Linked DNA regions of Homo sapiens: region 2 is linked to region 1. A link is an interaction called in ENCODE POLR2A ChIA-PET data of the cell type or tissue named here. Cell type or tissue: MCF 10A. All regions are shown on one strand. Links, peaks and the distances in the headings refer to the core of each region. The heading gives the core; the rest is flanking DNA.

Evidence for each region. Peaks named below come from ENCODE experiments on the same cell type or tissue, not always from the same donor. Only the 100,000 strongest peaks of a DNase experiment are listed, where the experiment ranks them.
Region 2: POLR2A ChIA-PET joins it to region 1 with 9 read pairs; 7 of 35 experiments call an interaction of 5 or more read pairs at or near these places.

The regions. Positions count from the first base shown.
Region 1 is chr13:51,515,296-51,527,802 of GRCh38, reverse strand. No RefSeq gene overlaps it. Among named protein-coding and RNA genes, the nearest start is that of MIR4703, 31 kb to the left of the region's middle. In MCF 10A, for the core only: no CTCF peak of the experiment used is centred there; DNase peaks (open chromatin) are centred at 7,112, 7,772 and 8,782.
Region 2 is chr13:51,589,082-51,601,335 of GRCh38, reverse strand. All of the region lies in intron 1 of WDFY2 (WD repeat and FYVE domain containing 2), which reads right to left. It also overlaps the pseudogene RN7SL413P and the pseudogene ATP5PBP1. Among named protein-coding and RNA genes, the nearest start is that of WDFY2, 11 kb to the right of the region's middle. In MCF 10A, for the core only: no CTCF peak of the experiment used is centred there; a DNase peak (open chromatin) is centred at 10,245.

The DNA.
Region 1 (12,507 bases), core at 5,095-10,094:
AATTTGATCTTCAATCACTGATACTCTTTCTCCCTCTTGATCAAATCGGCTTTTGAAGCTTGTGCATGTGTCATGAAGTTCTTGTGCCATGGTTTTTGGCTCCATCAGGTCATTTAAGGTCTTCTCTACACCCTTTATTCTAGTTAACCATTCATCTAACCCTTTTTCAAGGTTTTTAGCTTCCTTGCGATGGGTTAGCACATGCTCCTTTAGCTCAGAGAAGTTTGTTACTACTGATCTTCTGAAGCCTACTTCTGTCAACTCATCAAACTCATTCTCCATCCAGTTTCGTTCCCTTGCTGGCAAGGAGCTGTGATCCTCTGGAGGAGAAGAGGTGCTCTGTTTTTTGGAATTTTCAGCTTTTCTGCTCTGGTTTCTTCCCATCTTTGTGGTTTTATCTACCTTTGGTCTTTGATGTTGGTGACCTACAGATGGGCTTTTGGTGCGGATGTCCTTTTTGTTGATGTTGATGCTATTCCTTTCTGTTTGTTAGTTTTCCTTCTGACAGTCAGACCCCTCAGCTGCAGGTCTGTTGGAGTTTGCTGGAGGTCCACTCCAGACCCTGTTTGCCTGGGTATCACCAGTGGAGGCTGCAGAATAGCAAATATTGCTGCCTGATCCTTCCTCTGGAAGCTTCATCCCAGAGGGGCACCCACCTGTTTGAGGTGTCTGTTGGCCCCTACTGGGAGGTGTTTCCTAGTCAGGGTACTTGGGGGTCAGAGACCTGCTTGAGGAGGCAGTCTGTCTGTTCTTGGAGCTCGAACGCCATGCTGAGAGAACCACTGCTCTCTTCAGAGCTGTCAGACAGGGACATTTAAGTCTGCAGAAGCTGTCTGCTGCCTTTTATTCTACTATGCCCTGCCCCCAGAGGTGGAATATATAGAGGCAGTAGGCCTTGCTGAGCTCCAGTGGGCTCTGCCCAGTTAGTGCTTCCCTGCCTCTTTGTTTACACGGTGAGCTACCCAAGCCTCAGCAATGGTGGATGCCGATGGAGGGGAGTATGTCTTAACCACAAAGGCAACTGTTTGCAGATCTCACATGATGCTAATTTATCCTGACTCAGCCCACCCTAATTGTCCTTATACCTGACTTATAATTCAAGTATTTTGGTTTTCTACTGGTTTTAGGGATATTGTTAAAATTTCTTCAAGTCCACATTTACCCATTCACTAACCCTATCCACAAAATATTGACAAACTGAGTATTTGAAGAGTATTTGCCTTGCTTTACTTTTATCTGGTACACCTGTCTCCCTATCCTCAAATTCACATACAACAATTCCATATGCCACCTAGTCCATCAAAACAATGGCTTCTACAACTGCCACTTCCCTACATTCTCAGCTTTCAGCTGCAAATGAATTAGTACAAAAAAATTGCTTCATTATTCTACACCATTGCTCACACTGTCTGTTCTGTCCTCTGTTGAAGACCCTTTGCTTTATGCCCAGTTCTTTCTTCTCCCAACTCCCTTGAACTTGAACATTGTGATAGTCAGTGTTATGTGTCAGCTTGACCGGGCTAAGGGATGCCCAGGTAGCTGGTAAAACCTTATTTCTGGACGTGTCTGTGAGGGCGTTTCTGGAAGAGATTAGCATTTGAATCAGCAGCTGAACAAAGAAGATCCATCCTCCCCAATAGGGGCAGGCATCATCCAACTGGTCGAGGGTCTGAATAAAACAAAAAAGTAGAGGCAGGGCAAATCTTCTTCCTTTTTTAGCTGAGACATCCATCTTTTCCTGCCTCAGACATTGGTGCTACTCGTTCTTGGGACTTCAGCCTCAGACTGAGGCTTACATCATCAGCTTTCCCTGGTTCTCAGGCCTTTGAACTGATGTTGAATCACTATACCAGCTTTCTTGGTTCTCCAGCTTGCAGATGGAAGATTGTGGGACTTGGCCTTCATAATCACATGAGCCAATTCCTATAATCAATCTCTGATATTGTTTGAATATTTGTCCCCTCCAAATCTCATGCTGAAATGTGATACCGAGTGTTGGAGTGGGGCTTGGTGGGAGGTGATTGGATTATAAGGGTGGGTCCCTCATGAAAGGTTTAGCACCGTCCCCCTGGTGATGAGTAAGTACTTGCTCTGATTCATGTAAGATCTGGTTGTTTAAAAATGTGTGACACCTCCTCCCTCTGTATCTTGCTTCGGATCTCACCATGTGACATGCCAGCTCCCTCTTTACCTTCTGCCATGATTGGAAACTTCCTGGGGCTTCACCAGAAGCAAATGTTGGAGCCTGCAGAGCCATGAACAAATTAAGTCTCTTTTCTTTGTAAATTATCCAGCCTCAGGTGTTTCTTTGTAGCAATTCAAGAACAGCCTGATACGATCTCTTTGTCTCTCTCTATATGAATATATATGCAGTCACTGTGCCACATAATACATTTCAGTTAACAAACAGCATGTTCAACAATGGTCCCATAAGATTATAATACTGCATTTTCACTGTAACTTTTCTATGTTTAGATACACGATTACTTACTATTGTGTTACCAATGTGTATGGTATTCAGTACAGTAACATGTTTGTAGCCTAGGAGCAATAGGTTATACCAGATAACTTGGGTGTGTAGTAGGCTATACCATCCAGGTTTCTGTGGGTACACTCTGTGATGTTCACACAATGACAAAAGTGCCTAACAAAGCATCTTAGAATGTATCCCCATCATTAAGCAATGTAGTATTGTATAGCTATATACTATTGGCTCTACTTTTCTAAAGAGCCCTGACTAATACAGCCGTCAAACTGTTTCTTGCTTCTCACATCTGACCTCACCCAGGACTTCATTCTTTCAGGCTTACCCTGTGCCTCATGGCTACAGGGGGAAACTTATCTACGTTTTATGCTCTGGCTAGACTAAACTATTTCTTCCCTCTGCATAGGCTATTTCGTCTGCCTGGAATGACCTTCTTTGTCTTTGCTTTCCTGGAGAATGCCTATTTCTCCTAAATAGCTCATATTTTGCATATGCAAAGTTTCCCTCATCATTGCCCTCTTCCTCAACCCAAATTAACCACTGCTCATGGTGAGCTATTATGATACCTTGACATTACTTCTGTTGATTATCATACTACAGTAGTCCCCCTTATCCACAGTTTAGCTTTCAGTGATTTTGTTATAAGTGGTCAACTGTGGTTGGAAAATATATGGGAAATTCTAAAAATAAACAATTTATTAACATAAGTCTTAAATTTTCCACCACTCTGAGCCGCATGATGAAATCTTGCACCATCCTTCTCCGTCCTGCCCAGGATGGAAATCCTCACTTTGTCCAGCAGATCCACACTGTTGACACTCCCTGCCCCTGAGTCACTTTATTTGCCCTCTCTGTTATCAGATCGACTGTCACAGTATCACAGTGTTTGTGTCCACGTCACCCTTAATTTACTTAATGATGGTCCCACAGTGAAAGAGTGGTGATGCTGGCAATTTGGATATGCTGTCAAGTGCTTATGTTAAGTAAAAAGGTAAAAGTTCTCAGACTACTAAGGGAAAAAACTCATATGCTAAGGTTTCTAAAATCTACAGTAAGAATGAAACTTCTATCTGTGATATTGTGAAGAAGGAAAAATAAATTTGTGCATCGTATAGACAGAGTTTGGTAGTATCTGTGGTTTCAGGCATCCACTGGGGGTTTTGGAATGTATTCCCCATGGATAAGGGAGGACTACTGCATATAGAAATTATTTGTTTATGGGTCCACTTCTCCATTCTATTTGGATTTCTTGACATCAAGGCTACATAATGCTTAGGACATATTAGGCCTTCATTTGTTTATTCATTCTTTAAAAAAATATTAATAGACGACCTTATATGTTCCTGTTCTCACAGAGCAAAGGGGAAGGTGAAGGCAGAAATAGCTGTTTTGTGCACATGCATTTTAAGTCAAACTGCATTACAACTTGACCTGATTGCCTTTCTTTTAATTCTGTGATTGACCACTGCTCTTCAAAAAGGCCTTGATGGAGGCCTCATTCGAGTTCAGTGGTTCTCGATTCCTGTGTTTGCTTTGACTTTTCCTTAATAAACAAAACCAAAACTCCAAATGGTCAGTGACAGGCATAACCTTGTGTACCTGAGCATGGTAATGTGTCATTTTACCTCAACTTGGTGTTTTTCACTTAGGAAAAATTTTTGGTCATTATAATCCAGGATTTTTAAAAAAAAATACACCAATTTTTTTAAAATTAGAGAAAATTTAAGACTGAGACATTTAGTCATTTTTCTTGAAAATTTTGTTTTAAAGTTTTTTAAAAAGTTGTTCTCAGCAGAGCTGGCATAGGAGGCAGACAGTGTGGTTTGGTTTGGGGCAGAGGGGCCTGTGGATTCAAGCACATGGAGGTGTGCCAGCCACAGCTTCCTTCCTTCCTCCCCCAGCCTTTGGCGTCACCATTGAGACTGCCCTCTGGCTCAGACCAGAAAGACAGCCACGGTGAAAAAGCCTGGTTCCTAGGATGGGAGGGAAACTGGCCAAATCTGTTTAGACTGTAATGACAACACCAAGAACTACTTTATCACAGTTGCTCATCAGGAGCAAAGGAGGTTGCCTGGGGTTGGGTGAGGAGGGGGCTGGTAACTGTAAATGGGCACGAGGGATCTTACTGAGGGATGAAAATGATCAAAAGCTGATTTATGGTGTGTGGTTGCACAACCTGGTAAATTCACTAAGAACAAAAAACAAATCATTCAGGCCGGGCTTGGTGGCTCATGCCTGTAATCCCAGCACTTTGGGAGGCCAAGGCAGGCAGATCACCTGAGGTCAGGAGTTCGAGACCAGCCTGGCCATCCACCTGAGGTCAGGAGTTCAAGATCATCTTTTGGTAGAGATAGTGAAATCCCATCTCTACCAAAAAAATAAAAAACTCAAAAAACAAAAAGCACAAAACAAAAATTAGCCAGGTGTGTGGTGGCATGTGCCTGTAATCCCAGCTACTCAGGAGGCTGAGGCATGAGAATTGCTTGAACCTGGGAGGCAGAGGTTGCAGTGAGCCGAGATCGTGTCGCTGCACTCCAGCCTGGGTGACAGAGCAAGACTTATTTCAAAATAATAATAATAATAATAATAAGTGAAGGCCGGGTGTGGTGGCTCATGCCTGTAATCCCAGCACTTTGGGAGGCTGAGGTGGGCAGATCACGAGGTCAGGAGATTGAGACCATCCTGGTCAACATGGTGAAACCCCGTCTCTACTAAAATACAAAAAATTAGCCAAGCATGGTGGTATGTTCCTGTAGCCCCAGCTACTTGGGAGGCTAAGGCAGGGGAATCACTTGAATCCGGGAGGTGGAGGTTGCAGTGAGCAGAGATTATGCCACTGCACTCCAGCCTGGCGACAGAGCAAGACTCCATCTCAAAATAAATAAATAAATCGTTCAACTGTACACACTTGAGATGGGTAAATTATATGATATGCAAAATATACATCAATACAGTTATATAAAAAGCAGGGTGTACAATAGTGTATTTAATATGCTACCATTTAAATGAAAAAGTGGGAAACCAAAAAGAAAGGCAAAAAAGACTGAACTTTAATGAAAAGGTATGCAAAAAAATAAATGCTTTCAGTATCTCCGGGCTTAGTATTAACGTGCCAAAATATGAGCACAGGTCCTGGGGGTGGTAGCCTAGGGGGAGAAGGGCAATGAAGGATATCTGTACTGCTGGTCTCCACGGGTGCTGCGCTGGAGGCTTTGGTGGGATGCCTCTCTCTCAACATACTGTGGACTGTACATGAAGCTGTCCTGCAGGCAATTTGATTTCATGTGTGATCCAGCTAAAGCTCTATATGCCACATCAGCAAATGGGAAGGGGGCAGGAGCATACTTGGGTATCATCAGGTGGGCAGCATTAGCGTACGAGGGCTGAGGGGCAGGCCTTTGACAAGGTCAGGCGTTGGGGGTGAAATAACCTCCCCAGAAGGACATTATTCTGAGGGGCGCACAGCCGTATAAAAACATGTTCAGACAATGCCATTAGGGGAGCATGGCTGTCCACAGCAAACTGGACAGGAAAAAGAAGCAGTAACCCATGCTGTCCTTGGTGATCTTCTCTCCAGAGACTTCTGCCTGGAGTTTGGTGACCTGGCCTTGGAAGACATTGTAGAGAGAAGTGCCCAAGGGGTGAGTTTGGGGAAGAGATGTGCCAGTATAAGAATTCAGGTTTGATGATTATTATTTGTAGACGTTGAATTTATTTCACATTTTTGTTTCATGGAGCACAAACATGTTCCCTTTTAAAAAGTCACTGGTAAAGGATTGGAACAATTTACCCTGACTGTATACTGGAGACCCCAGGCACAGATCTACTGAACGACCTGGCCAGAGTCAAGGCCATTCACTAAGGACAGGACCAAAGTCATCATTACTGAAAGTTTTGTGAAAATATCTTTTTGTTTTCTTTTCAAATATTCATATATGTTCACTATTACTTTGAAAAAAAAAAAAAGCCAGATTAGTCCCTTAGAGTCCCTGGACTCTGGCCTTCTTTATTATACTTTGTTTTCAGCCAATTCTAACTTGCTAAGAGGCCAACCCTGATTTCATATGGTATTTACCTTCCTATAAACTGCAGGAACAGACTAAAATTTAGTACTGATTATTTTTAAAGGCTATTTTTTTCAGTTTATAAACCTAAAGGCTGTATTTTAGTGATAAGTAATGAATTGAATAGTGTTCCCCCCAAAATTCATGCTCATCCAGAACTTTCAGTGTCACCTTATTGGGAAATATCACCTTTGCAGATATAATTAATTAAGATGAGGTCACACTGGATTAGGATGGGCTTTAAATCCAATGACTGGTGTCTTTATAAGAGAGAGGAGTGGGAGATTGAGACCCAGAGATACAGAAACACACACAGGGGGAAAAAAAAAGGCTATATGAAGATGGAGGCAGAGCTTGGAACGATGTAGCCACAAGCCAAGGATTGCCAGCCGCCACCAGAACCTGGGAGAGAGGCATGGAGCAGATTCTCAGGCAGAGGCTCCAGAAGAAATCAGCCCTGCAGACACCTGGATTTCAGACTTGCAGCCTCCAGAAATATGAGCTCATACATTTCTGTTGTTTTAAGCCACCAGCTTGTGGCAGTTTGTTTTGGCAGCCCTAGGACACCCACACAGCACACATTTCAAAGTTGCCTTTACTTGAGCAACCCTGCACACCCAGCAGCCTGAGAGACTGTGTTGAAATGTGGAGCAGATCGTGCTGCAGCTCTGCTCAGAGAAGGGGAGTCGATGGAATGGTATGAATGCTGCATGATCTATGCCACCCCCTGCCCTCTCTTACTTCCTTTCGTGTCTTTTTTGCCACACATGCCTTTTTGATATTTTCCCAGCACACCTCATGCCCTTTGCTTTTGTGTTCATTCTGGAATGTTCTTTTGGTGATATACAGACAGCTCCCTAGCTCACCTCACCCAGCACCTATTTAATAAGACTTTCCCTAACCTCTCTATTTAACATCACCACCAGTATCCCTTAGGACCCTTGCAGCTTAATTTTTCTCCTTAGCACTTGTCACTGTCTAGTAGATTATATATTTTACTTATTTATTTCATGGATTGTCTGTCCTCCCCAACAGACAGGGATTTGAGTCTGTTCTGTTCACTACTATATCCCCAGCACCTATGTGCCTGCCACATAGCTGACGCTCAATAAATATTTGTTGGATGAGTGAATGCATACATCGTTGTGCAATTGTACTTTTATGTTTATCTATGACATGCCTAATTTCTGGATACCTTGCATAGGAATAGCTTCCAGAGCTAGCATTAGAACTTATGCTACTGTTTTGGATCCTTGACTTCCCTCCAAAGCTGGACATTTGGCAGCCCAGAGCAAAGAGCATCTGGTGTTCCTAGTACCCATGCTGTGTGCCAACAGAATTAGTATGGTTCTTGGAGGTTGGTGGATTAGTCTGCTTAGGCAAAAAAAAAAAAAAAAAAAAAACACCACAAACTGAGTGGCTTAAACAGCAGAAATGTATTATCCCACAGTTCCGGAGGCTGGAAGTCTGAGATCACAGTGTCAGCCTGGGTGGGTACTAGGGAGGGCCTCTTCCAGGTTGCAGTTGGCCACTTTCCCCCTGTGTCCTCACATGGGGGAGAGAGAGCAAATTCTATGATGTCTCTTCTTAGAAGGGCATTAAGCCCATCAGGAGGACTGTACTTCATGATATCATCTAACCCTAATTACCTCCCAAAGGCCCCATCTCCAAATATCATCACATAGGGGGTTAGGGCTTCAACCTGTAGAATTTTGGGATGGGGGACATAATTCAGTCCTCAGCAGTTAAGTTTCCTGAAACCATCAGTGTCACATCCAGTAATATGGGGCTAAGTAGGCCTTTGTGCAGTAATATCTTCTCTAACAAAAATGAATATAGAATTTTAAATACTAAATTCTTTGGAGTAATATAGGCTATATCTCATTCATATATTGACAACCACCTGAATACAGAAACATATCAATCGTTGATGACATATATGCAGAACCTGTATACACTGAATTATTTACCTCCCACTCTGCATGTTGTGGTGAGTGGTTTAACATGCAACCTAGGGTAGGTTGGAGACACAAATGAATCTCCCTTCTCCTTTCCCTCTAAGATGCTCTAATCTTAAGAATGTGTGCTGTTAACAAGGACAGCACCACAGGTTCTGTATCTCTCAAGTGTCCCTCCAGCATGCCCCAGTGTGAAGCCTTCCTACTCCACAGCAGATGTCTCAGCTGTGTGTCACCCGTTCAGGATGGCTGGGTAGGAGGGTGTGGATGAAGTCACTGCCAATCGTCCCTGCTATGAGAACAACCTAAAACACATGCCCTCCAGACTGTGGGTTAATCATATGCATTTCCTCATAATAATGAAAAGTGGCTTTCGAGGCAGGAAATCAGCTTGGCATCATCAAGTTACGTGACCGTGGGCAAGTCATTTATCCTCTCTGGGACTTGGTTTTCTCAAATTTGTCGGGTCAGCTTCCTTCTAAATTAATATTAAATTGTGACAATGGCCTGTTTTTGTGAAGTGAGGAAAAATAACATATAACCCACAAAGCAGAGAAAAGGGAAGGGCCAAGATGGATTACAATGCACTCATTTTGGAGAAAAAGGCAGATTGAGGGGCAGACCCCATTGCATCTGGCTGGAACTCAGAGAACAATTTATGGTGGGCTCTGTTCCTCCTGCACCTACTCCAAGCTCTGCTGTGTCCCTCCACTCTGCTATGTGGATCCTGGCGGCTACAGAATTTTATGTGCCTGAGGGGAGCATCTGGGCTTCTGAAAATGGCTAGAAATCAAAATAATAGAAATTCTGGGATACATAGAGCATTCTGAGCACCATACGCAAATTTTATGAGGAAAGGAATATTTGCCTTCTGGGAAATCCCTGAGAACGTCTAGCTGCCTTTTGGCAAGGCCACGTGGACACAGGAGCCGGTCACTTGAGGATATGGTCCGGGATGGGATCATCTATGTTCTGTAGGATCTTCTTTAGTTTGGTGCTTTCCAAGGACAGCACAAAATCATGCCTTGGATTGTAGTACTGTGAACACATCTGCCACTCATTTCTATATCCCAAGAAATCAAAATTGAAAGTAGTCACCTGAATGTTGACTATAACTTTTGTATTTCTTTAAAATGAGGTTTTGTTTGCTTTTAAATTTCCGATTTGGAAAGGTCATCTTTAAGTCCTCTGATTCTGAACCTAACTGCATGTTAGAATTACCTGGGGATGGAAGGGTGGATTTAAAATACATATACCTAGGCCCAATCCCCAGAGATTTTGGTATCATAGGTTTGATGGGAGCCCAGCATGATCTTGGAAGCAACTCCACAAGGTTTAAAGACATTGGTAAAAATGATGGCACTAGAAAGTTAGCTATAGGAGGAAATGCACAGAGAACACATATGGATCAATTCTGTAAAAGTCCAGCTTTTATTTTTGACCTATGTGTATGTGTTTTTATGGTTTAAATTGATTCTCCATAGCAAGTAGTTATATTACTTCAATTGAAAAGCTGAGGTAAAACAAAACTTGAGACTTTTTTTTTTTTTTTGAGACTGAGTCTCGTTCTGTCACCCAGGCTGGAGGTGCAGTGGTGCAATCTTGGCTCACTGCAAGCTCCACCTCCCAGGTTCATGCCATTCTCTTGCCTCAGCCTCCCAAGTAGCTGGGACTACAGGCACCCGCCACCACGCCTGGCTAATTTTTTTGCATTTTTAGTAGAGACAGGGTTTCACTGTGTTAGCCAGGATGGTCTCGATCTCCTGACCTCGTGATCCGCCTGCCTCGGCCTCTGAGACATTTTTATAAGAAGTAAAATAAACTCCTAATTTCCTCTATCCTACCCTGAGCAACTGTTTTTATTTTCCAAATTGTCTTCTAGTCCTCCACTAGCTCGTCTATTTTTGTATATTTATAATCACAACATAAATGTCATTTAAAAAATACTGCTTTTTAATTTAAGGTTTACCAAAATATTTTTGACATTTCTGCCACTTCCTAGTGTCCTTTTTAATGATCACATATAGGACATCTTGTTGATGCACTATGCTTTTCTAAGTCATTTTCCTGTTGTAGAAAATGATTTTGCTTTCAGATTTTGGCTGCTATAGATAGTGTTAAAATCTTTGTGCAACTGGATTTTTGCTTTTGTGGAATTAGTTCTTATGGGTAAGTTCCTAGGAGCAGGATTGCTAGGTCAGAGCGACAGAACAACTGTGCGGTTCTTGCTAAATGTTGCAAAAAAGGCAATTTTAAAATACTATGAATATATTTGCTTAGGTATAGAAAAATAGGTCTTGTTATAGTAGTATCAGGCCTGCATAAGCTGGATGAGGGCTGAGTGTACTCCAGTGTAGGAAGTCTTAGAGACATTTGAAGGCAAATACAGGTTTCTACAAGAATCTGAAATTAACAACGTTTTAGTCAGTTTTTATACATACAAGTCAATGGAAATGATATGATTTCCATAGGAATTTTGGAAGATTCTCATGACTATTTTATCTTAATAAAATAAGACTGTACACTCAAAACTTCATTTGAATGGTTGTTCTCCACACTATAGATCATTGCACTCCTCATGGGAATTTTAATAAAAGAGAAATAGCTGCTTGCTTTTGTGGTCATTTGGTATCCAAAACTAAATTACATTTCTTGCTCATAGAATGATGTAGAAAAAAGTATTAAATGAATGAATGTATAATTGTTCTGCTCATTGTTTTTATTTTTATTTATTTATTTATTTTTGAGACGGGGTCTCACTCTGTTGCACAGTTCGATTGCAGTGGTGCAATCTCGGCTCACTGCAACTTCTGCCTCCTGGGCTCAAGTGTTCCTCCCACCTCAGCCTCCTGAGCAGCTGGGACCACAGGCTCATACCACCATGCCCAGCTAACTTTTTTCTGTATTTTTTTGTACAGATGGGGTTTCACCACGTCGCCCAGGCTGTCTATTTTTAATATAATAAAAGATACCCGATCTTCAGATTGACTAATCAAATTAAAGAGAATTAAAGTACTTTTAAGAATAAAAACCTAATATTATAGTCCATGATCAGTTCACTACACACAATTTCCCACACCTCATTGCTTAATTTAAAAATTCAAATAATAATGGTAATAATATAAAATCAATGTCAGTTTAACAATTGCCTGTTGCCGGTGCTGGAGAGGATGTGGAGAAATAGGAACACTTTTACACTGTTGGTGGGACTGTAAACTGGTTCAAACCATTGTGGAAGACAGTGTGGCAATTCCTCAAGGATCTAGAACTAGAAATACCATTTGATTCAGCCATCCCATTACTGGGTATATACCCAAAAGATTATAAATCATGCTGCTGTTAAGACACATGCACACATATGTTTATTGTGGCACTATTCACAATAGCAAAGACTTGGAACCAACCCAAATGTCCATCAGTGATAGACTGGATAAAGAAATTGCGGTAGTTTTTGGCTAGCCAAGATGGCCGAATAGGAACAGCTCCAGTCTTCAGCTCCCAGCGTGAGGCACACAGAAGACAAATGATTTCTGCATTTCCAACTGAGGTACTGGGTTCATTTCACTGGGGATTGTCGGACCGTGGGTGCAGGACAGTGGGTGCAGCACACCAAGTGTGAGTCGAAGCAGGGCGCGGCATCACCTCACCTGGGAAGTGCAAGGGGTCAGGGAATTCCCTTTCCTAGCCAAGGAAAGGGGTGACAGATGGCACCTGGAAAATCGGGTCACTCCCACCCTAATACTGTGCTTTTCTGATAGTCTTAGCAAACAGCACACCAGGAGATTATATCCCACGCCTGGCTTGGAGGGTCCCATGCCCATGGAACCTCACTCATTGCTAGCACAGCAGTCTGAGATCAAACTGCAAGGCGGCAGCAAGGCTGGGAGGGGCGCCCACCATTGCTGAGGCTTGAGTAGGTAAACAAAGCGGCTGGGAAGCTCCAACTGGGTGGAGCCCACTGCAGCTCAAGGAGGCCTGTCTGCCTCTGTAGACTCCACCT
Region 2 (12,254 bases), core at 7,255-12,254, 71 kb before region 1:
GTACATATTCAGAAAGAGTAACCTAGTATTAATTACTATTAATATACTTGAGGCTTTTCCACTTCCTCCCTGAGATAGGATATATGCTGTGCCCATATATGCTTGGCAGTCTAGTTTCATGTTATTTTTTGGATTTCAGTTGATTAAATATATCACAAAATGCAATTTAATAATTTCATCCATCAGAAGAAAAAATATTTTGTTGAGCCATGTGTTTTTACTTGGAGTTTAGAAAATATGGTTATCATATGGGGTCTACTCACCAGTGCTAAAATTTGTCCCATAACAATGGCTTTTGCTCAGAACATTCATATTGAAATACCTACCCATTCTTCATCTTATATTCACTACAGGAAAAGAGTCCACATGTCAAATCAGCAAATAAAGCAATGAGAAAATGGCCATCTGAACATGTCACCTGCTATATGAGCAGACTTCACGGAAAATAGCAATGAAGGTCAGGAGAAACACAAGAGTCTGTGAGTGTTCATTATTCCGCTACTACTAAAGCAATGACCAACGAAAAGGGCATGGGCTCATCTCATGCCCATAGGGTCCAGTAGTGGGCACCTACTGGATTGCTTATCTTTCTTCTCTTTCTGAGACATGCCCCTCCTCCCTTCCCTCCTCTCCCCATCCACAGACTGCAGTGGGGATTGCCATATCCCTGCAACATGACTCTACTTCTGGCCATAATTCCAGAGTGAACAGCTGACCCTAGCCAGACCACTAGGTTCCTTCCCAAGGAATTCCGCAATTCTGGGAGTCTGAGATCAATCTCTCCCTGCTTATCTAGACTGTAATGTAAAATTCAGGAGCAGCCGGCAGCCATGTTATGCCATGTGGACTAAGAAAGAAACAGAGGAAGCCAGTGTGAGCAAGAAAGAATGAGGCAGATACACAGAAACCGATGAGCAGTAGGGAGAAGAGACTTCCTGGTTGTCCATGTGCTCCAGTCTTCAGTTCTATTCCCAAGACCCAAATGCATCCCTTGGATTCTGCAAGATACTTGAGTCTCCTACCAGGAAATGCCAGAGCTGGTTTCTGTATCAAAGAAACCTAAGGGACTCCATCATTATATATCATTAGGACACAACTGATTTTCAAAGTAACTCTCTCCCTCAGTGTGACCTAATACACAACACAAACCTATATTGTTTCAATTTTACTTACTGTGTTCTCAGCCCTGATCTAGAGGTCTTGAGAGATACAATGATAAGGACCACAGGGCAGAAGAGAAATAATTTCAATGTGAGGCAGTGCTTTAATAAATACATGAAGAGTGTGCTAAGGGAATGCAGCTATCTGGAGATGAGGGAGGGAGAAGTAGGGGAGAAGGAGGAAGGAAGAAGGTTTTTGTGTCACAGTGGCCACATGCAAGCACTGCAAGCCCCAGAGCAGTTTTGGTTTTTTGGTTTTTTTGTTTTGTTTTTTTTTTTGTTTGTTTGTTTGTTTTGTAGTTCAATGGCATCTTTAACTTTCACCCACATGACAAAAGTTGAATAGTACTTCATAAAATTATGCAACTTGGAAAACCTTGTTTCAATTGTCACTTTATTGCAAGATGGCAGAATTAATTACAAATTTAAACTATAACTTATAATCTTTAGTAAGGCAGCAAGTTTTAACAAAAGTAAGCTCCTTATTCAAAAGTGATCCTGGAACAACTCAAAGTCCAGAGTAAGAAGGGTGAGAAACATCTGACTGGCCAATGGACTTAGTTCTCTCACTACATGAAACTCAAACTTTTCATTTTTAGGAAACATATACAGTAACTTCAGCAGACAGCAATACAAAAACATGTTGTTACATAGATTAGTTTCCATTTAGTCAGTCAACTGTTTCCAGCTGTCTCAACTGGGATAGATACATTAATAGAGCTGGCTGTGCTTGAGCCTTCTTTGTGAGCAGCTTTACTGTGCCATGCGCTTCACAAATGTCTCCTTTTCTTGCTGTGCAGAGATTCTCTGCACCTTGTGCTTCTCCCATAATAGTCTGCACAGAGATATGATAGTCCAGGCAATTCTTTATAGCCTTCTATACTTTATGCAGCTATTCTCAGTAAGTAGCCTCCAAGGCCAAAGCAATGTTATCCCTCTGGGTGTCAAAAAAGTAAATGGCACTTCTAAGGCCGGGAGCAGTGGCTCATGCCTATAATCCCAGCATTTTGGGAGGCAGAGGTGGGCAGATCATGAGGTCAAGAGATCAAGACCATCCTGGCCAACGTGGTGAAACCCCACCTCTACTAAAAATACAAAAATTAGCTGGGCATGGTAGCGCATGCCTGCAGTGCTAGCTACTCAGGAGGCTGAGGCAGGAGAATCGCTTGAACCTGGAAGGCGGAGGTTGCAGTGAGACGAGATTATACCACTGTACTCTAGCCTGGTGACAGAGCGAGACTCTGTCTCAAAAAAAAAAAAAAAAAAAAAAGTAAATGGCACTTGTGGACCAGTGCCTGCTGTGACTTCTCCAAATCAATCTCGTGCTGAATTTGTCTGGGGAAAGCCTGCTTCACCTCTTCTAATTGGACAATTTTTTGTTCATTGAGTTCATCAGCAAATTCTCCAATAGAGGAGAATATTTTTATTTACATAGACAAGTAACCCTACCATTGATATAGTAGCAAAATTCTCCGGCATAACCATATATATTTCTTTGGATAGAGAATACAAGATAAACCCATTTCCGAGTACACATAGTCCTATTACAGTGATTTTAGGATAAAGAAATGAGGAATTCCTTAGGGATCAGGCCAAGAACTTTTCTCCATATTCAGGAAGAGAAGGTAGAGGGGTAAGACTTGGCTGCCCTGTGTGAAAGATCCTTGTTGCATGCCCCCTGCACCTAGGAGGGCTGTGTTTTTCAGAGAGGGGTCCACTGTGGCGTAAGCAGAAAAGTAACAAGGCAGCAATCTTAGCATCCCTGTGACCCTGACCTCCCAAAGCAGTTTTATTTATTTGTATTTTTATCTTTTTTTGAGACAGAGTCTCGCTCTGTTGTCCAGGCTTGAGTGCAGTGGCGCAATCTCGGCTCACTGCAACCTCCACCTCCTGGGTTCAAGCAACTCTCCTGCCCCAGCCCCCGAGTAGCTGGGATTACAGGTGCCCGCCACTACACCCAGCTAATTTTTGTATTTTTAGTAGAGACAGGGTTTCACCATGTTGGCCGGGCTGGTCTCGAACTCCTGAACTCAGGTGATCTGCCCACCTCAGCCTCCCAAAGTGCTGGGATTACAGGCGTGAGCCACCACACCTGCCCCTGCCAAAGCAGTTTTATAAGGGAAAAGTTTAACACAGCTGAAGCAGAAATGCCCACTGAGATCCATATCAGGGCATATATATTAGACCTTGTGGAAATCCTATCAGTTTTCCTTTCACAAAATCTTAAAACCCATGAGTGGGAGGGAGACTTCACTCATCATAGCCTTCTGAATTTTGCATATACATGTACCATCAACTAAAAACCACCAAGGTTGATTATTTTGTAAATGTAAATGCTAGTATCTATTTCTACCTGCTGTTTTTCATTCAAATATTCAGAATTTCTTCAAGGGAAACAAACTACCAAATAAGTAACATTTTTAAAACCTTACTTCTTTTGTACTATGATTATTTTATTTCAAATTGTTGCAATCTCCTAGCTAAACTCCATTTCAAGTAACTAAATGTTTCTGCCATTTTGATCCCATTCTCTCTGCAAATCCATCCAGGATTTTTTGCCATCATTAACCTCACTTTTCCACATACATAAGCATGAACTACTAGGCAACAAAAGCAACAGACAGATAAACTTTTTAAGCAAAAGTTTTGAAAAAGCAGAAATAAGCAATGTCGGGTCCTGAAAATAGTGACTATAGCAGCATCCCTCAAAGGACAAACTTACTTGTGCAATGTGAAAACAGTTCATTGCTTCAAAAGTTTTCAAGTTCAAGTTCAGTCCTTCAGGCTTAAGAATGTAGTTTCCCAGTAATTATATAATGGTAAGGACATCAATGAAGTTCTTATGACCAAAATATAAGAACTTCAATTATAGCCAAAGACCCTTAGAAAAGTGCCTATGAGCACTGGAAATCTCAACACAGTAATCTCAAGAACTCAACCGTTTGTTCACTTATCAATAAAGCAACAACTTGGTATATAGTATACAGTTCTTCTGGGTTCAATTCTGACAATGATCTATACTTCCACTAATTCAATAATGAGAAATTATTAAAGAGTAAAGTAGAACATTTTTAAAAAGAAAACAAAAAATTAAAGTGAGGTGGGAGGAGGACCACACACTGGAGAAATATAATCTACCTGTAGACAAGCCCACACATGCCCCCAGAGCCTCAAGAGAACTTTTCTGGACCGCTTCTTCTCCGTATACTACACTGAACTGTGAAATTAAATTGTTCAAACTTAAAATAATTCCAACTTAAAGCTATTGGAATTTTAACTTATTCTGAGCCTTGAGAGGAATATGGCTACACAGCCCAAGTCACGTGGTGTACAGCTGCAACTTCTGCCTTTTTTCCTGTAAATAATTAAAAGGCCAAGCAGCACCAGAGATAAGACCCCCTCAGATCCTTGTCCCTTCTCATGGAGTAAGGAATCTTCCCTGGAATGTAGCAATCTGTAACCAATCAAATCGTTGTGGTGTATGTTCTGGTCTTATATGAACAATGCAATCTTGCTGGAACTTCTCTGTCTCTACCCATGTAAGTGAAACCTTAACTTCACTTTGGAACACTGAGCCCATTCACTTGGAGTCAGTGTTTCCAGGTGATCATCCTCAAGCTTTGCACTCAAACTGTATTTAAATCATATTTTCTGAATCTCATTATTTAAGGTTGACAGAACCTTTTAGGATTCGGTGAACTTTACTTTCTCAAACTTTGCCCTATCCTATCCACATCGAACTCAAAGATTTATATTTTGCATATCTGATGTGACAGAAATTTCCCAAATGGAAGCTCAATAAGAAAAATAAGTCAGAAAAGTCACACTGCAACCAAACTCCAAACCAATTTAATCCATTCAAACAGCATGCCAATTCAGCTAACTATGCATGCAGATTAACCTCCTTAATTTAATTTTATTTTCTAGATAAAAATTACTCATCTTTCAAAACTGTTTAACAATCTAAGCTCTGACATGTAAAGAGAATTAATTATTCAAATATAAATTCAAAAATATCCCCCAAATCGAAATATAATGAAATGAATTAGCCATTCCAACACTCCTTCTCCCCCAACGAACACTAAAACAGGTTACTGAGATTCTAACAGCAAGGCATGTAAACTGACTCCAGGAATATTAATCCAGATGCACAAAATAAAAAGCAACAATGTAATCTAAGCTTTTCTAAAACTAGAATTTAAATGTATTTAAATATGAAGTGGCAGAGCAAAGAGTCAAATCCAGGCTTCTCTGACTCCAGTCCCTGGCCCCCAAAAAAATGCCTCCAGAGAGGGAATCAGGAAGGGTAAATGCCGTCCTTAATTTACCAATACCCACCTTTATTTATATATTTACTGGGTACATCAGCATCTGTTATAAAAGGTGTCTTGATTTTTTACCTATATGCTTCCTCCCTTGGCCCACATCTAAGTTTTTAGAAACATGAGCTTTCTGGCTATCTTTTGATTTCTTTTTTCTTTTTCTTCTTCTAAATATCAAAGCTCTAACTACTTAGTCCAAAAAAGGGGAAGCATTTCAGATTTTAGAGGAAGGCTTTCTGGGTCTCGTGTGCTGCTTTCCCACCAGCAGGCAGCCATGGCAGCATATCTTCACCTCTCATGGCCAGCTCAGAGGACCTTAGCCCCAACAGGCAGAGCAGGAGCAAGGGGTCTGCAGGCGATAATTTCATGGCTTGGCACAGCTCCGTCTTCCCATGTGTCAAGAGAAGCTGGCAATCTGGGTGTTTATGTGAAGTCCATATGTTTAAACCTTGCCGACAAATTCAAAACTTCTAAAAACACTGTGTGTGGACCACTCAAAATCTGTCCAACGGTGGACTTCAGTCTGCTAGTTGCCAGTTTATAATGCCTAAGCTTCCGGTTAAGAACAATTTAGTTAAACTTTTATCCTTCCCTAAGTGTATTCCTTATGGAAGCCATGGAAGACACAGCCCCTGCTGTCCAGGAGACCAGTGGGGACAAGGGACATACCATTTCAGGGCAAGATAGCAAATGAAGAGAGAGATAGAAGCCTGCAAAGGAGAACACAGCACCCACCCACTACACACCTCTCCTTACCACTGGCTGTCACAGGGCAAATTTGGAAAGTGGTGGTATAAAGATGACAGAGTTAACCTCGCCCTTCTATAATAGAGAAGAAAAAAGGGGCTCAGAACTCTACAAAAACAAAAAAAAGTTCAACAGACCAAACTCTGTACATCCAAAGTGAGTCTTAAAATAGTCTTAATGGAACCATGGCAACAGAAAAAGCTTACCTGCTTAGAGGTGTGCTGGTGTTATAAACAAAAAATAAAACAAACTTTCACTGAGCACCAACTATGCTCCAAGTGCTGCAGGTGCTGCAGGTGCTGCAGGAAGATCATCTCATGTAAACCTCCCAACAACACTAGGACGAGTCATTACTCCCAATTTGCAGACACGGAAACTGAGACTGTAAAATCCTAAGGCTTTGGAAAGAGCCAATATCTGATTCCTTTCCCATTAGCCAGATGACCTGGACAGAGAGATTAGGGCTATCATTGCAGACACATAGTGGCAAGCAATCAAGAAAAACTCATTAGCTACAATAATTAAAAGTGTAGAACTGGTGCTAAAAGAGGCAAAGAGATTCCCTAAGACACAACAGAGGCCACAGCAGGCCCTGCTGATTATGAGAACTGAAATTTGTGATAAAAGTCGTTTCACAAATAAATACAAAAGAAAATATAAGGACCACTCAATAAGTAATGTAGAAATAATTAACAGCAAGTTTTAGGAAAATCCATTTATACTTCCCAAATTATGCCACCTAATGAAATACACTTCAAACCAATCAAAAAGTTATTTTTTCATCAAATTATATAACTAAGATGAAAGAAAAATGAGTATCAGTGGCTCCCTAGGAAAAGCGTTACTTTCAAAAATTAGGAGTGATGGAAGAAATTTCAATTATTAAAAAAAGGTGTGTGGTGGCACACACCTGTAGTCCCAGTTATTCAGTAACCTGAGGCAGGAGGTTCACTTGAGCCCAGAAGTTCTGGGCTATAGTGTGCTATGCTAATTAGGTGTCCACACTAAGTTAGACACCAATATAGTGACCTCATGTGAGCTGGGGACCACCAGGTTGCCTAAGAAGGGGTAAACTGGCCCAAGTCGGAAACAGAGCATGTCAAAACTCCCTTGCTGATCAGTAGTGGGAATGTGCCTCTGAATGGCCACTGCACTGCAGCCAGAACAACGTGGTGAGACCCTGTCTCTCATTTTAAAATTTTTAAAATAAATTTTGACAGCTAAACTTAAAAGTAAATGTTTTCTATACAAAAAATGAAAAGGCAAACAACAAAATGTAAGATATATCTGGATATATAACAGGCCTGGGGTTAATATTCTTAATATATCTATAGAATATATGTAAAAGAAATTGTTAAGAAGAACCAAGAGACTTCAATGGAGAAATGGACAAAGGACAGAAACAGACAATTCACAAAAGGAAAAATAACTAGAAATAAACGAACAGAAAAATATTCACCAGTCAGCCAAAAACATACAAATTAAACATCAATAAAGTACCACCATTTATCAAGCAAATTATGAAAAAGAATTTTAAAATAATAATATCCATGGCTGGTCAGGTATGGCAAAACTAACATTCTCATATGCATACATAACTATAAGCATTTTAAAGTGGCATAAACCTTTTGGAAAATAATATGGCAATCTTCTTACAATCTTTCCTAAAGAAATAATCAAAAAACTCAGGGTGGGGGATAGAAGGGGACACCTATATGTATAACAATTTATAAATGTTCATCATAACATTTATAAAACTGAAAATAATGTAAATAAACAATAGGGAGAAGATAAATTATGATGTACTGACTAGATCACCAGTACCCTGAGAGTAGGATATGCCTTGTTCATGATGGGAGATCAGAGGCCAAGTATATACAGTATAATCATTAAATAAATATGAGTGAATACAGAAGGAAAGCAAAAATATAAGGCCACTTAAAATGATGGTTAAAATCTAGGTAGGTGCTGGCAAAAGTTTAAGTGAGGGCAAGAACATAAAAGTGTATGATTACAATCATATTTTTGAAAACTGCATTAGAGAAACTACTAGAAGGAAATATATGAAATACTAACAGTCACTGTGCTAAGGGATCTATGAGCAGTAATTCTTTATTGTGGTTATTATCTTTTATTTATTTATTCGCTGTAGAGACAGGATCTTGCTATCTTGCTCAGCTGGTCTTGAACTCCTGGCCTCAAGCTAGTCCTCCCACCTCAGCCTCCCAAAGTGCTGAGATTATAGGTGTGAATCACCACGCCTGGCCTATATTATCTTTATTTAAAATGTAAACATACTCCAGAGCGATTATTATGATGATTATTTAAAATTTAAGTTGATCCTTAGAAATCGGAAAAGAGATAATAATTTAATAACCAATGGAAAATACATAAAATCTCTAAATAGCTCTGTGTTATAAGTAAATCTGCCCAGCTAAAAGAAAAGCATAGTCACACAGAGAGGTCAACAACTGACATTCATTACTTATTTATTTTAATTTTATTTTATTTATTTTTGTCTTTTTTTTTTTTGAGATGGAGTCTCGCTCTGTTGCCCAGGCTGGAGTGCAGTGGTACAATCTCGGCTCACTGCAACTTCCGCCTCCTGGGTTCAAGCGATTCTCCTGCCTTAGTCTCCCGGGTAGCTGGGATTACAGGTGCCCACCAACACACCCAGCTAATTTTTGTATTTTTAGTAGAGACAGGGTTTCAACATGTTGGCCAGGCTGGTCTCAAACTCCTGACCTCAGGTGATCCACCCGCCTCAACCCCCCAAAGTGCTGGGATTACAGGCGTGAGCCACCCCACCTGGCAACATTCATAATTTAGATGTGATGCATCATTTCTGAGTCCTAACTCAGTAATAAATTAACATAGGACAGGAAGTTAAAATGCAGCCACTCAAACAATAGCAAATGCTCAATTTGGTACATTCCTAATTTTTTTCTTTTTTTTTTTCTTTTTATTACACTTTAAGTTTTAGGGTACATGTGCCCAACATGCAGGTTTGTTACATATGTATACATGTGCCATGTTGGTGTGCTACACCCATTAACTCTTCATTTAACATTAGGTATATCTCCTAATGCTATCCCTCCCCCCTCCCCCCAACATTCCTACTTTTTTTCTGAACCCTCTCTGGCTCTGGGCTGAAAGGCTTTAGAACAGTTATCTCCTAACTTGAAGGCTTCCAGTCAGACTGGGTCAATTCTATAATGTCAATGGGAATTTCAGAAAAGCAGGCCAGGCCAGGGGTGGGGTAGGCTGGCAGGGTTTAGGTCCCCAAGTTGAATTACATTTCCATCTTCTAGAAAACTGAAACTACATAACGGGAGAAAAAGAAGGTACAAAACATTACCAGTTCTTCTAAAGCTCTGTAATATTTCAAACTCTTGTTCACAATCCTTTAGTGGGTCATGAAATTAATTGAAACGGTCACAACTAGGATCTTATAAGGGCTGCAACAGAACAGAAAATAGTGTGCATGTCACATTAAGAGGATACCATTTCATAAAACCTTTGTTTCTGTCATATGTGTGTCTATGTGTGAGAGAGTATGTCAGTCTTGCGTAGCAATGCTAACTATATTTTTTACTATGATTTATGGTCTAAAAAGTTTCCAAAGCATTAATCTAGATAACCCAGGCCCTGACTTGGTTGCTGGCAAACCACCCAGAGTTTGAAAGTAAAGGACTCATCTAGAAGTAGGAATGTAGTGAATCTAGTTCAACTGGGTGTTAGGCACTAACACAAAACAAATACTTCTTAATATTTCATCCAGGAATAAATAACCGCTGCCATCCAAAGGCTCTAGAAAGCATCGTTTTACAGTTGCAACATGAGGTGCTGACAGTTTCACACAAGCATGCTGCTTTTTCCCTAATGCGTGCTTTCCTCCACTTGAGATTTTAGGATGATATGGTTGCAGAGACTACTTATCTAGTCACTACAGAAGCACATCACAGTACAAGAGTCATAGCTAGGAAATCTAACCCCCTCCTTTGCCAGATGGACAAACTGAAGCTTAGAGTGATGAAATGCCCCAGGAAATGCCAAGGTCAATGCAGAGTAGAGCTGAGATCAGACTCCCAGTTCTTTTCCAAGAATCCTTAAATTAAAGGCACAGGAGACCATAAAGTAGCACTCCCTGCCAAGAGACAAGGAGATGACCTTTTCTTTTTTGGTCTTACTGGTTAGTTTCTCATACTTCTGAATTAATTTTTACTAAGGACTAAATAAAATATTTGGATGAAGAGGCTCCCTGCCCCGAAATACAAAAAATTTTTTTAAAGAGAAGACTGCTTGCTGAAGTTGCACAAGGGGAGTTTTTTTTGTTTTTTTTTTCTCTGTTAGGGAATTTCTAGGTTAATTGTAACACTCTCCTTGGGAGACCTACTCATATAAAAATAAAGGAGTGTGATCTCTTTTTAAATTCTTTCTATTCTGCCAATAGTTGAGAAGAAAAGCTTGGTATGGTGGTCAGTCTCTTCTAAGTATATACTGTACACAATTTAGTTTAGTGTTACAGATATCAACAAATCACCACCTGCAGTAGTCTTAAATCACAATCTACTTATTGATTTCTAAATGCCACAAAGTGTTTTAATTTTCCCCACACTGTTATTTCTAATGACATCAAGATGATTCTCCATGCTTTCTCAAAGCCAAATGCAAAGTGAAAACAGACAGCCAGAGAAAGATGCTGTGCAAGTAAAAACTCACATTTCCTTTTCTAAAGTTTTGGTTTTGTTTGTTTGGAAAAGGCCATCTCTCTAAAGTTTATTCTAGCTACTTAAATCCTATGATTTTTACCTATATTCCTTTTTCAAAGTAAGTTTAGCAGCACTTGAGGTGTAAGACAGCTGGTCAGGATTTCAAGATTTAAAAATTACTCATTTTAAGAGTGTCAGAATTGCCATCCTAACTTTCCCATAGCATTGCAATATGTGGATGAATATATACTGATTAAGATCTGTGAGGTCCTGGACAGACTCTGGTTTAATAATATAAAAACAGGAAATTCAGAACTGTCAGGAGCTCTGGGATCACTTGAAGCTAATCCTCCTCTAGTAAGCCTCCTCAAATAAGCTTTCCCATAGTGATCTTTCCTTAAAAAGTCAGTCTATTTCTGACCTTTGGAAACACAGAGGCAGCCTGTTCCCAGAAAGATTTGCTAGCATGAAGAGTGCTTCATGTTTTGAATTCGGAGTAAAGGTCTAATTTTCCACAATCATACAGGACAAGTTCCCTCTTTGGGACCTTGAAATCCACAATTATTACCACCAAGTGATGAGTCTCAAGTGCGCAGTGGAAAGTGTATTAATTTTATGCTATTAGAGACTTCACACACTGAAAAATTAGTTTAGATGGGTTCTAATTTTGCTGACTTCAGAGCGCTCACTCCCTCACTCTGAAAAGTCCTCAACTTTCAGAACTGTGCTTGGCACTATAAAACTTTGATTTGCATTTCTTAAGAAAATTGTGCAAATGTTATAAAATACATGGTACATAAAACTCTATCAGGAGCTCAACTGAACTGCACCAAGGTCTAATTATCAAACTAATGGTTGAAGCAGAGAACTGGGATAGTGTAATTTCATAATAAAAAGAATTAATGGTAAATGAACCAATACTATGAGGATTCATAAGATGAAATAAAATTTTAACATATTTTTTTCAGGAAACAGTCAAGTAGTCATGGCCACTTCGAATCATAGTAATTTAGAGTCAGGAAAAAAAGGCCCTCGAAGCAGAAAAAAAATCCAACCCCCTCATCCCAGCCCCTTCCCACTCCCATCCCATATTGTATTGTTGATTACCCTGGCCTAAAGCAAGCTGCTAAACTTCTCTCAGGCTCAACTTAAATACCTTTGCTGACAGAAACTCACAAAATCCTCAGGTCCATTTCAATTCAAAAAGGTGATCACCAGTCATTGCTTAATTCATTCAAGGAACATATAATGCATATCTCCTTTGTGCTAGGCATTGGGGATCAGATCTCCTTATTTTGGGATTAAAAATCTCA